Linked DNA regions of Homo sapiens: region 2 is linked to region 1. A link is a contact called in ENCODE Hi-C or POLR2A ChIA-PET data. All regions are on one chromosome and are shown on one strand. Each heading gives the region's core, a stretch centred on a gene start or an enhancer-like site at or near the end of the contact. The rest is flanking DNA. Distances are from core to core; before and after follow the strand shown.

The links. Hi-C counts contacts between places; a loop is a spot of excess contacts on that map. ChIA-PET counts read pairs that join two places held with the same protein, here RNA polymerase II (POLR2A). Pooled maps may share reads with other maps.
Region 2: a map of endothelial cell of umbilical vein shows a loop between it and region 1 (7-fold over the local background). The contact joins two enhancer-like sites. A Hi-C loop is called at or near these places in 1 of 168 maps with a recorded cell type or tissue (endothelial cell of umbilical vein) and 2 of 50 pooled maps. POLR2A ChIA-PET finds 5 or more read pairs at or near these places in 1 of 52 experiments (BJ).

What each region holds. Positions count from the first base shown.
Region 1 is chr1:66,505,045-66,510,630 of GRCh38, forward strand. No RefSeq gene overlaps it. Among named protein-coding and RNA genes, the nearest start is that of SGIP1, 26 kb to the right of the region's middle. Within about 2 kb of position 1,272, at least 2 of the 41 ENCODE cell types and tissues checked have a DNase peak (open chromatin) inside an H3K27ac peak, as active enhancers do; they include endothelial cell of umbilical vein, where a contact is called at or near this core.
Region 2 is chr1:66,561,299-66,567,042 of GRCh38, forward strand. The region is part of intron 1 of SGIP1 (SH3GL interacting endocytic adaptor 1); the gene reads left to right. Among named protein-coding and RNA genes, the nearest start is that of SGIP1, 30 kb to the left of the region's middle. Within about 2 kb of position 2,318, at least 12 of the 41 ENCODE cell types and tissues checked have a DNase peak (open chromatin) inside an H3K27ac peak, as active enhancers do; they include endothelial cell of umbilical vein, where a contact is called at or near this core.

The sequences.
Region 1 (5,586 bases), core at 22-2,521:
ACATAATTTGATATAAGTTACAATTTCTCAATGTGCATAATTAATTGTGAAGTGGTGGGGCAGTGGGGTAAAACTTGGTAAACCTAAAGTCTAACTGAAAAGAGAATACAGTATGTGGGTATTTTTCCTTCTCTCAACTTTGCTTTTAAGAGAAACAGGCTAACCATGAAAACAAAAACAAACAAACAAAAACACATCAAAAGCCTCATGTCAAATATTCAGAAGTTTCCATTTTTTTGTTGTTATTGTTGTTGTTGTTTGTGGTTTTTTGTTTGTTTGTTTTAGAGACGGAGTCTTGCTCTGTTGCTCAGGCTGGAGTGCAATGATGCAATCTTGGCTCACTGCAACCTCCGCGGTTCAAGTGAATCTCCTGCCTCAGCCTCCCAAGTAGCTGGGATTATAGGCACCCATCACCACGCCTGGCTAATTTTTGTATTTTTAGTAGAGATGGGGTTTCACCATGTTGACCAGGCTGGTCTTGAACTCCTGACTTCAAGGGATCTGCCCGCCTCAGCCTCCGGAAGTGCTGGGATTACAGGCGTGAGCCACCTCGCCCAGCCTATTTCAATTTTTAAGGTAGAAAATTTGAAACTTTCAGCTGCGTGTGGTGGCATGTGCCTGTATTCCCAGCTACTTGGGAAGCTGCAACGGAAAGATTGCTTGAGCCTAGGAGTTTGAGGCTGCAGTGAGCTATGACCATGATGCTGCACTTCAGCCAGGGCAACAGAGCAAACTTAAAACAACCTTTGCAAAGATTATGACAGTGAAAGAAGTCTAGCACAGCTGACTCCACAGGCTGGCTTCTAGCCCCACAGGCTGGCTGTCCTCACTCATTCCTGGGTGTAGGCCAAGCTAACCATGGGAGGAATTTAGTTTATAGTTTAACTTTAATGTAAGGATGATTGATAATAGTCCCTTACTAAAACTGATCCCCTCCTGTTCAGGAATGGAAACCACCTTTGTCTGAATTTTTGGCATGAAAGAACAATGATTAGAATTACGGGAGGGGCCTGAATTCTGCTAAAATGTAGGTGTAGCTAAACAATAACCAGCCATTGTCCCTAGCTTGTTTTTCTATAATCTCTTAATGCTCAGGAATCATATGGCCAGAAGTCACAAGATTTGTGACTTTGCCAATTTCTCCTATAGATAACATCACTATTGTAAAACTTAAGATTGGTCTTTTGAGATATTTTTCAGACTTTTGCATTCTGGCAACTCACCCGACTGAGACCAGTGACTCATGACTCAGCTGGTCCTGTGTTTCCCACCCAGAGGTGGACTCAGCGCATGAGGACCATCCGTTTTCCACATTCCTATGATTTCATCACCAACCAATCAGCAGCACCCATCCTCTAGCTCCAAATTGCCCATAAAAGCCCTAGCCTCTGAGTTCTCGAAGAGGCTGATTTGAGTAATAATAAACTCCTATTCTACCACTTGGCTGGCTTTGCATTAATTAAACTCTACTGCAATAATGCTATCTCAGTGAATTGGGCTTATCTATGCCACAGGCAAGAAGAATCTGTCATATGATTACAAGACCATGTTAAAAAAAAAAAGAAAGAAAATTTGAAACCTCTATTTCCAAATATTAGGAACTTGGAAAAATATGCACAAAGCTAGGATTTCTAGTAAGGTGGGGTTCATATACTTTCCTGATACACTTTCCTGATACAGTTTTCCGTGTCAAGAGAGATAAGTCACTAGGTGATAAGCTAGATGTGATTAGGAGGGGGTGGTGAAGACTGTGACAAACTAGAAAGAGTATGTCCTAATTGGATAGTCAGCATTTAGCTTTAGTTTATTATTCCCATGTGTCAGTTTGAGGCTGACATTAACAAAGCTTCCCATTTTCCAAAAGAAGACCCAGAAACCAGAAGATACAGAAACCTGGACTTTTGGATATTTTTCGTAGTTTTTATTTGTTGGTAAATCATGCAGATCTTTTCTTAGAAGTGAGTTGTCTATCAGATAAAAACATCAAAGGGCTCAATTTAATTCATACTATTAATGTTTTACTGACTTCTGGGCTTAAGTGTGTTTGTTGGTTATGTTCTGTTTTGAGGTTTTCAGTAACATTATTATCATGTCTACAGGAATTGAAGCTATTAGTTACTGAGCCCCAGGTTATTACCCCATACACACATTTTTCTGGTGACTTCAGCTCCTAGTTCATTCTCATGCTGTCTGTACTACTTATTATATCTGCACTCTTGGTGATTTCAACATATGCATATGTGATACTTTCACAGCCTGGCTGCTCAGATCCTTAATGTCTGCCCCCCAAAGATCTTGCTGTTCACCCTACTGCAGCAACCTTACTCCCCAGATCACATGGTAGATGTCAAGACTCCTAACTTCAATCCGGCCATAACCCCACCCCACTCTCTGATCACCATCTTTCATCTTTCCAGTTTATTCCCTCTACCCTGACTGCTGGTTCCAATGTCTTTTGACTCTTCAAGTCACCTACCTTCAATTGACCATTCTACCTTTTTACTATCCCTTTGAGGAAAGAAAAGAACTTTCATATGAGCAATTGAGCCCTTTCAAATTATCAGACTTGGAGAGGCATTAAAATGAGACAGCAATCATGTCCTACTTCCTCCCTTAGAGCTATGCATTAATCTCTGGAAACTGCATGCTATTGCACCAAGTAGCTATTAATTAACCTAATAAGGCTGCACCGGACACTACAACCCATACCCTATAGGTTAACAATGTGTAGCCAATCACTAATCAATGTTATTTCTATAAAACAATGAGAATTCCTGACAAACCACTTTGCACCAGCCCACTCCTGTACCCGCTTTTATTTGCCTTTAAAAATCTGCTTGTAACAAACAGAGCTTATATCCAAGGTTACCCGGGTCTGAGTCTTCTGGGCAGCTATCCTCACTTTGGCTCAAGTGAACTCTTTAAATCACATTTTGTGCTTTAGCCTCTTTCTTTTAGGTTAACACCTTAATGCCCCAATATCCTCTCTTGCTTCTTATCCAGTTACAAATTCCAATGTCAATATTTATAGTCACTTACTTGCACATATTCAATTCCGTACCCATCTCTCTCTTTATTTTACCTGAAGGCAAAACCAGAATCCTGGCTAAATCCAAATCTCCAGTATTCCACATCTGCATTTCAGCTGGGAGCGTCTAGGGGAAAACATTCAGCTATGCCAATGGCAGTCACCTTAAATTCCTGACTGGAACCACAAAGGGGACCCTTAATTTTTTCAGATAATTGCCCTATATTTCTCTAGTTTACTATGAGGTAAATGCTAGTAGTAAGAGGTACATATGTACAATAGAAAAAAGAGAGAGAATATTATCATCAGAGAGTGGTGAGAAGATTATGAATATTGCAAATGAATGAATTTGCAGTATGGTAAGAAGGAAAGATTTTTGAAGGACAAAAACTAAATCATGCCATCAACAGTAAGCACAGTGCTTCAGCAAGACATAAAGAAGTGTTAAGGGCAGAATGGATAACCTTCTAAGTGTGGCTTGAGAATCAGCATCCATACTGGAAGCCCGCTAGCTTAATATTCACTGAGGAGAAGGATCAACGTTTGTTAAAGCCCTAAAGACAAAGCAAGGTGAAAATGCTATTGCTGAGCGTTTTAGTGCAGCTCTTGAATGTGCAATGGTTCAAGGCCTATTGATCCCTGCACATCACCAAAAGAGTAATGATGAGGCCAACAGACACTGGGGCATTCTGGGGCTGCCCTGGAGAGCATGAGTTGTGTGGGTGAGGAGAGGAGAAGATTATCGGCTTTTGCTAATTTTTAATGCAGATGAAACTGATCTAACTGTTCTATTTTGGGAAACGTTACCTGAGAGAATAACCATCAATTAGGTAGAAATTTGATCCCCGTTTTAAAACTGCGAAGAGACTGCGAAGGGCCAAATCAAACTATAATTTGGTTGGAACTGCATCAAAGTAATACATGTGAGACCCCTTTCCAACACTTTAGAGTTATAAGCAAATGGACGCAGGAGTAACTTTTTAGAAACTGATCTGCTTTATATTTTAAAAAGGAAAACTTCTATAATTAAATAACAACAATGACAAAACAATCACTTTGGGGTTATATTTAGTCATTTATAACAATAGACTGAAATCTTGAGGGAAAAAACTATATCTTCTGTTCTTTTATTCCTAGCCCTAGAAAATTCTATTAAAGCAAACGCTCAGAAAATATATGTAGATTAAATAAATCACTGAAAATAAATCATAAGACAGGTATCCTTAGATATCAGCCAAAAAAAATCCCAGGAATGTACATATTTTTAGACTATAACTAGAAACTTTTAAAATACCTTTTTTGAAAGATTTTTAAGTTTAAGAGAAGGGAAAAAAATGGGTGTTAGAACTCCTTCTCAGTTAATTAAAATTCTTATTTTCTCTGAGCATTTTCGCTAATTGGTAGGAGAGGGCAAGATGGCTGACTAGACACAGACAAGTAGAACAGCTACCACCAAGGGACCGAAACTACTGGAACACTCCTAACAGATCTTCAGAGGGGAAGCACGGAGAGTAGACAGAGGGAAGACACAGAAGCTGGGGTGAAGGGGGAGGAAGCCGGGAACCCTCCATAGGGCTACCGTGGGCTGGGACTCATTCCTGGCCCCCAACAGCTCTTGGGGAACAGGTGAGTTGAACTGGGGAGGAACAACCCACTCTCACCATGGGCCTCTGGAATCCCGGCAGGAGGAGACCCCCTCAACCACCTTGGACACTCAAATTAACAGGGAGAGCTGCTTAGAGAAGTGGGAGGGGCAGCGGACCAGCTGTCCTGAAGCCCAAAGGGTTTGGTGCAGGAGCATCTGTAATGGAGCGGCTGCCAGAGATGGCCGTCCCCCTAGGCTTGACTTGCTCCCAAAGGAGACTTTATCCTTAGGGGAACTATGGGACATGAACTCTGCAGAGCAGTCTTGCCCATTAGGCTGGGTGGTCTGACCTGAGCACCTCTTGGTCTGCTGACCTCTCCCAAGGCCCCAGCATTGCTGGGCCTGCTTGCAGGGCAGCCTTTGGTGCCCTGAGGGCCCACATCATAGCTCCTGCACTGGTGGGCCGTGCCTGACCAGCAGAGAGCTCCAGTGGGGTGGTCCTCACCACTGCACACCAGCCCAGCCCACCTTCTCCCTCCCAAAACTGCAGCTTCCCCCAGGTCCAAAGCAACCGTCCACATTGTTTGCAAAACACGGGTGAGCAGGTTTTGCCTTCCTTGCCCCTCCTGCGTGTGTGTGTGTGTGTGTGTGTATGTGTGTGTGTGCACCCTGCCCTGTCACTGCTGCAGCAGTGGAGCAGTCCATCCCCACCATCAACTGCCATTGCAGTGGGAGCTTTGACGTGCAGAGCCAGCCAGCCCTGCCCCTGACAGCACCCACCCCTTACGCCAATACCACTAGGGGAGTGAAACGAGGCACAGAAAAGAGTGGATCCTCCCACGCCCTAAGAAATCAACCTTGCCTACAGTGCACAGAGAGGGCACACAGACCTGCACCCACCAGTGCCCCACCCCTGTGCCACCACCACCACCAGCATGACCTTGCACACAACTGCCAGCAGGGCCCCTGGCCT
Region 2 (5,744 bases), core at 1,068-3,567, 57 kb after region 1:
CTCACATGCTTAACTTTATGCTACTTTTGATATGGGCATACATAGACTAAGGTGTTAAATGACTTGTTCACAATCTTTCCACTACCCCTTGTTCCCTTCCCTCAGTTTGGTCAATAAGCATGGTAAAAAATCTACTCTATATCAGAAAATGTGTGGGAAGTCAGAGATTGTGATCCATAGAACATAGCAGAACTTGAGAAAATGAAGAGATATGTTTAAAAGGGTACTAATAAGTATTCAATCGAAATTAGAGTCTACAGAGCACTCTCATATTGAACTGAACAGAATTAAGGCATTAATTGTCTCACGAGAAGTACCTGCTTTATAGAAGCTTGCTAAAACATGGTGCTTCTGGTAGGGTGCAAAGTAAAATACTACATTCATGGCACAAATGAGGAAGACACTCGGTCCCACCTGTCGGACTCTCTTGCCCCTCAAGTACTACGATGTCATAGTCTTCAACTGACATTGTTACTGCTTTAGATAGCAGAGGCCTTTTATTCAAATGGAATATTAAAAGGGGAGGCCAATGTCTGAAACAGATATATGTTTTATTAGTACTCATTTCTACATTCAGCGTTATAGAAAAGTTACAATAAAGTCCACAAACAAGACCAGTTAAAATACACCAGGATTAAATTTTGCTTCCCGTTTTCATCATTTTGCTTTTGGTTGCCCATTCCTGATAAAATCTTGAGTCACAGATAGCAGTAGTCATACATCTAACAGCTCCTGACTTCCCAAATCGAAGATTTCTTCTGTATCAGTTTAAATAGGTGTGGGAGTTTCTTTTAGCCAAAAAAAAAAAATCTGGCTTTCATTCACTGACATATATTAGTGAGCACCTCCTATGTGCTAAGTACCCAGCAGAGTGCCAGAGTATATGACAGACAGGGTAGACATGGTCCCTTCCTTTGCAATTTTGGAGAGCGGCAACTTCTAATCTAGACTCTGCACAACAGCTAGTTTTAATTTTTCATTTCATTTTTCCAAATGCAATAGATATTAGAGGAAATTTTAAAAGAAGAATATTTGCTAGATGAGGGTTTCAGGGAGATAAAATTCTTCTCTGCAAAGGGGGGAAATTCTCTATCTGATAGAATTTTAGAAGGGATTGAAACAATAGCAGGGAAGAATTCTGGGGAATGCAAAAGAGGGAGTATATGAACAATAAAGACTGGGATAGAGACTGCAGTGGAAGCACGAAGCTGAGAAAAGACAAAGAGGACTAGTGGGTAGGTTCCCTCCATTCACCAAGGAGGGGTGGCAAAGTATTTTACCACCAGCGGCAGAATATGCTTAGGACCGAAACTTCTTGCTCAATTTGTTTATTTGTTTTGGTTTTTTTCTTTAGCAAAAATACTTTGGGCCTTCTTAGATGTGGAAAACTTGCCCCTGGGCAGAGCCAAGGAAAATCAAGGGGAAAGAAAAAATTGAATTGCTCTACAAAAGGAAGTTGGAAAATTTTAAGTATTTAGGAATTGCCCAGGAGGGGACACGGGAAGGAGGAGCATGAGCAAGGTTCTGGAACAAGGTGATGCACAGAGGGGCCAGGCAATTTGGCAGGTGAAAGGTTCTCTGTGATAATAATGGCCTGTGATTTTTAAGAATAGAAATGTTTAAAATGTTATCTGCCTTGCTGTAATGTAATCCTTTGTTATTCCATATTTATTGTTGCTGTTGTTAAAATCTATTACTCACACTCTCTTGCATGTGGTATTTATAAGAAATTGAAGAAAAAAACAGGGAGGCAAGAGCATTGCCCTGAATTATTGGAAACATTAGTATGAAGTAGAAAGAGAAAAAAAAATCAGCTACAAGAGGAAAACCACAACATCAAGAATTTGGTATAAATACACAATCTGAACAAGAGATGCCTAAGAGGGATACAACCCACCCAGTAAACCTTGGGATAATAGGGGAGGGTCAGTGTGTCTCAGGGCCGGCACGGGAGGTACTTCTACTTTAATACTGCAAAGTGTTACATAAGGCCAGAGGATTTGGAGCTGTCCCTCTGTCTGACTCCCGGGTTATTTGGAGGAACATGCCATGTTGCAGCAAGAAGAAACTTTCAAGACACAAATCTAGTCCAGAGCCTTCCTTTAACAGATTTGGTCACCAAGACAAGAGAAGAGAGTGACTTGCCCGATTCCACCAAGGTGAAGGGGAAGAAAGACAACTACCAGATCTCCTGACTGTGACCCTGGCTCTCCATCCACTCGGCTCCTATCTCTTCACAAGGGAAGACTGTGCTTTGATGATGTTTTGGGAAAGTGCTAGTGATTTAGAGTTCTCCAGCAGGCTGATTGGCTTAGCAGCTGGGAAATTCTGAATCACATCGGATGGAATGTTTTGTTTACTTCCTCCCAGCAGTGCTAAAGGGGAGAAAGAGTTTGTTCCCCCACCCCCCTCCACCCAAGTAATTTGCTGGAAGCAGTAAATAATTTCCCAGTTCATCTGATCTCCCTTCTAACCAATGTCTTCCTGTGGTAGTTGAAGAGAAAGAATATCATTTGAAATACTTGACTTATTTTCAGAAGCTAGCAAAGAGAAAGATGAATGTCTCTTCCTTAACTCTTAGAAAGCTACTATCCCTTACTGTTAGGGGCAAATTGTAACGCAGAGGTCCTATCTAGGGCAGCCAGTCCTGCCATGAATAGATGTGTGTCCAGAGATTGTTAAACCCAGACTGTAAGCAATCATATAGTTCAACAGGTCAGAAGCCCTTTCTTAAACCAAATTAAAGTCAACATTCAATAAACAAAAACTGATAAAATTGGAGCGGCTTAGATTGAAGTTAGGAGTTGAAAACATCTTAATCTTCCCCTTACCCTGCTGTAATAGTCTCTGAGACAGATCTCTAAAGAAGCAATTTGGAAACGACTAAACTAGTTCAGCTGACTCACTCTATCAATGGTGATTTCAGAATGACCTTCCCTATGTCCCATGGCTAAGGAGTGGCATACCTGGACTTGAACTCAGGTCTCCTCAGGCTCAGTCCATTGACTCTTCTATAATTCACTAACATGGTAAAATGCTGTCATGACTTATGCCTCATCTGGAACTAAGATCTCCTTGGAAGCAGAGAGTGACCGGATGAAGTTAGGCAATATGTTACTGTATCCAGTAACCAGGGAAAATTCAGTGACATTGAGTCAGAGGAAGCTGTGGTTTGACCTGACCAATATAAACAAATGTACACAAGCAAAGCAGGCGTGGAAATACATATATTTCATGTGATTCTTGAGATAGTTAGGATGTCTGTGTCATCTGCCATTTCCTCTTTACACTGGTCCACATACAGCCCAAAGATGCCCTGCAGTCGTGAGCAGACAATACAAGCAGGAAATCATGCTGCATCAGTTATTCTTTTTGTAAAAATGTAATGGTAGGAGGTGTTCACCAGTCCACACAAAGGTAAAGAAACTAACTTTGATCTAGTGGTCACCAAGAATCACACAATCTACTATCTGTGGGCTTTTAGGGTAGTTACTTCAGTCCCCTCCTTCCCAAGGAGGAATTTACAGGGAAATGAGATTTTACACCTAGAGTCCTCAACTTCATGTCTGGGGTACAGTAAGCTTGCAATAGTACTAGTGAGTATTTTTGTTATGTAACTAGCGTAATAGTAACACTTCTTACAATAACCCTGTGGGGCTTATAATGATCAGTCCTCATTTTCCAAATGAAGAAAAACTGAGGTCTGGAGAGCTTAAGTGCCTGGCCCGAAGTCATACAATCTGGAAGGGGGCAGACAGTAGATGTAAAACCAGGACCCCCTGACTCCACTGCCAGTTTGCTTTGTGCTACAGTGATTCCCCCAGTAAATTTCTACTTGAGTTCCATGTCTGGGGAAAAACGTTTCTGCTAATGCATTGTCATCTGACATGTAATTTGGGTGTCTCCCTTTTCAGTTTAGTGCTAGAAAACTTGTAACCAAATTTATTGCCCAGGTATAATACTCTAACTAATTCTGAAATAATTTATCCCTTTTCTTTCATTTATATGGGCTCTTATTTTTGATGGCCTGATTTTCATTTATTTTATGTTTGAAACATCTTACCATGTTACTCTTGGGATGTCTTTACAAAAACTGTCATCATTATCAGAAATGAGTAGAAATTCAAACTTAATTATGTTAGAGTTGTATTAAGGGGTAAGGGGCATAAAAAGGATAAACCAAGGTTTCTGGCATCAAGAAACTTACAGATTAATTGGGGACAATAGAGCTATACATGAAAACGATGAGGCAGTAAAAAAATTCCAAGTGAGAGAGGTATGAGCAGAAAGTACCTCTGAAGAGAGAGAGATTTCTAAAATTGGAGGTTGTATTGGAAAAGACTTTCTGAAATTTGGGCTTAGATTTCCAGAAAAAGCTGGTCACGGTGGAATCCAAAAGCTAGAAGACTCTCGCTCCTCTAAGTTAAATAAATCATTTGCTTACACATTTATTCAACACACTTTTGTTCACCTCCCTGTGCTAGACTCTGTGTTGGCACTGGGTGGTGAGTACACTAAGAATTGCCTTCGCTCTTGTAGAATATAAAGTGTAGGTTTTCAAGAAAAACATTATTAATGCTACTATGTTATATTTCTAGAAGAAAGTAGAAAGCAGGAAATACTGAAATCAAGTGTAGTGTAAATTGTAAGCAGTCATCTCATTCTCATTTGCCAGCCCATGTAATAGTAAATTTTATTTCAAGTAAAATATTTTAGGTCCTTACGGCTTCAGTTAGATTCAACCCAAACTAGCCATTACACTGAATGAAAGATATATTCACTTAATGTCTTACTTTTATTGGGAGAAATTAACCATTCCGCTAGAATATGTTGGAACAACCAGAAACTGTAAATCCTGTTTTTAGAGGAACACCAGGGTGGTTTCCCTAGCGGTAAACAACCCACCTCAACACAGTCTGTCAGTTTATTTGCTATTTGCATTATAAGATCTTTTAAAGATCGATGTGAATAATGAGCAAGAGTGATCCCTAGGGGCCATCAACTTTCTTAGGCACTGATTCTTATTCCATCCATCATTTTTGTTTCAGAGACTAATAACAACTAATAATTTGGAAAAGGTAACTTTTATATATTTGCCTCCAAAACCTTTTATTTTTTCCATCAAGAAAAGAATGCACTTTTTCTGTGGGATGAGTTCTTTCTATCACTTTTTGAGTAATGAATATTAATCCTCGTATGCAGCAGAATCTAGTCCAGTGGAATAGCACCATTTAAGAGTGTGTTGACCTGAATTGCAGTCCTAACCATACCACTCGATGGGTCTAGTTTTTCATCTGTCATGTGGGGATAATAATGAAAACATGATAGCTATGAAAATATAGTATAAAACATAGAATGTTTTATTGTTTTTGCCTTCCTCAGATGCATTTACTCTTTTTTATTTATTTATTCTACCTTAAGTTCTGGCATACACGTGCAGAAAGTGCAGTTTTGTTACATAGGTATACATGTGCCATGGTGATTTGCTGCACCCATCAACCCGTCATCTAGGTTTTAAGCCCCACATGCATTAGGTATTTGTACTAATGCTCTCCCTCCCCTTGCCCCCCACCCCCTAACAGGGTCCGGTGTGTGATGTTCCCCTCCCTGTGTCCATGTGTTCTCATCATTCAACTTTCACTTATGAGTGTGAACATGCAGTGTTTTGTTTTCTGTTCCTGTGTTAGTTTGCTGAGGATGATGGCTCCCAGCTTCATCCATGTCCCTGCAAAGGACATGAGCTC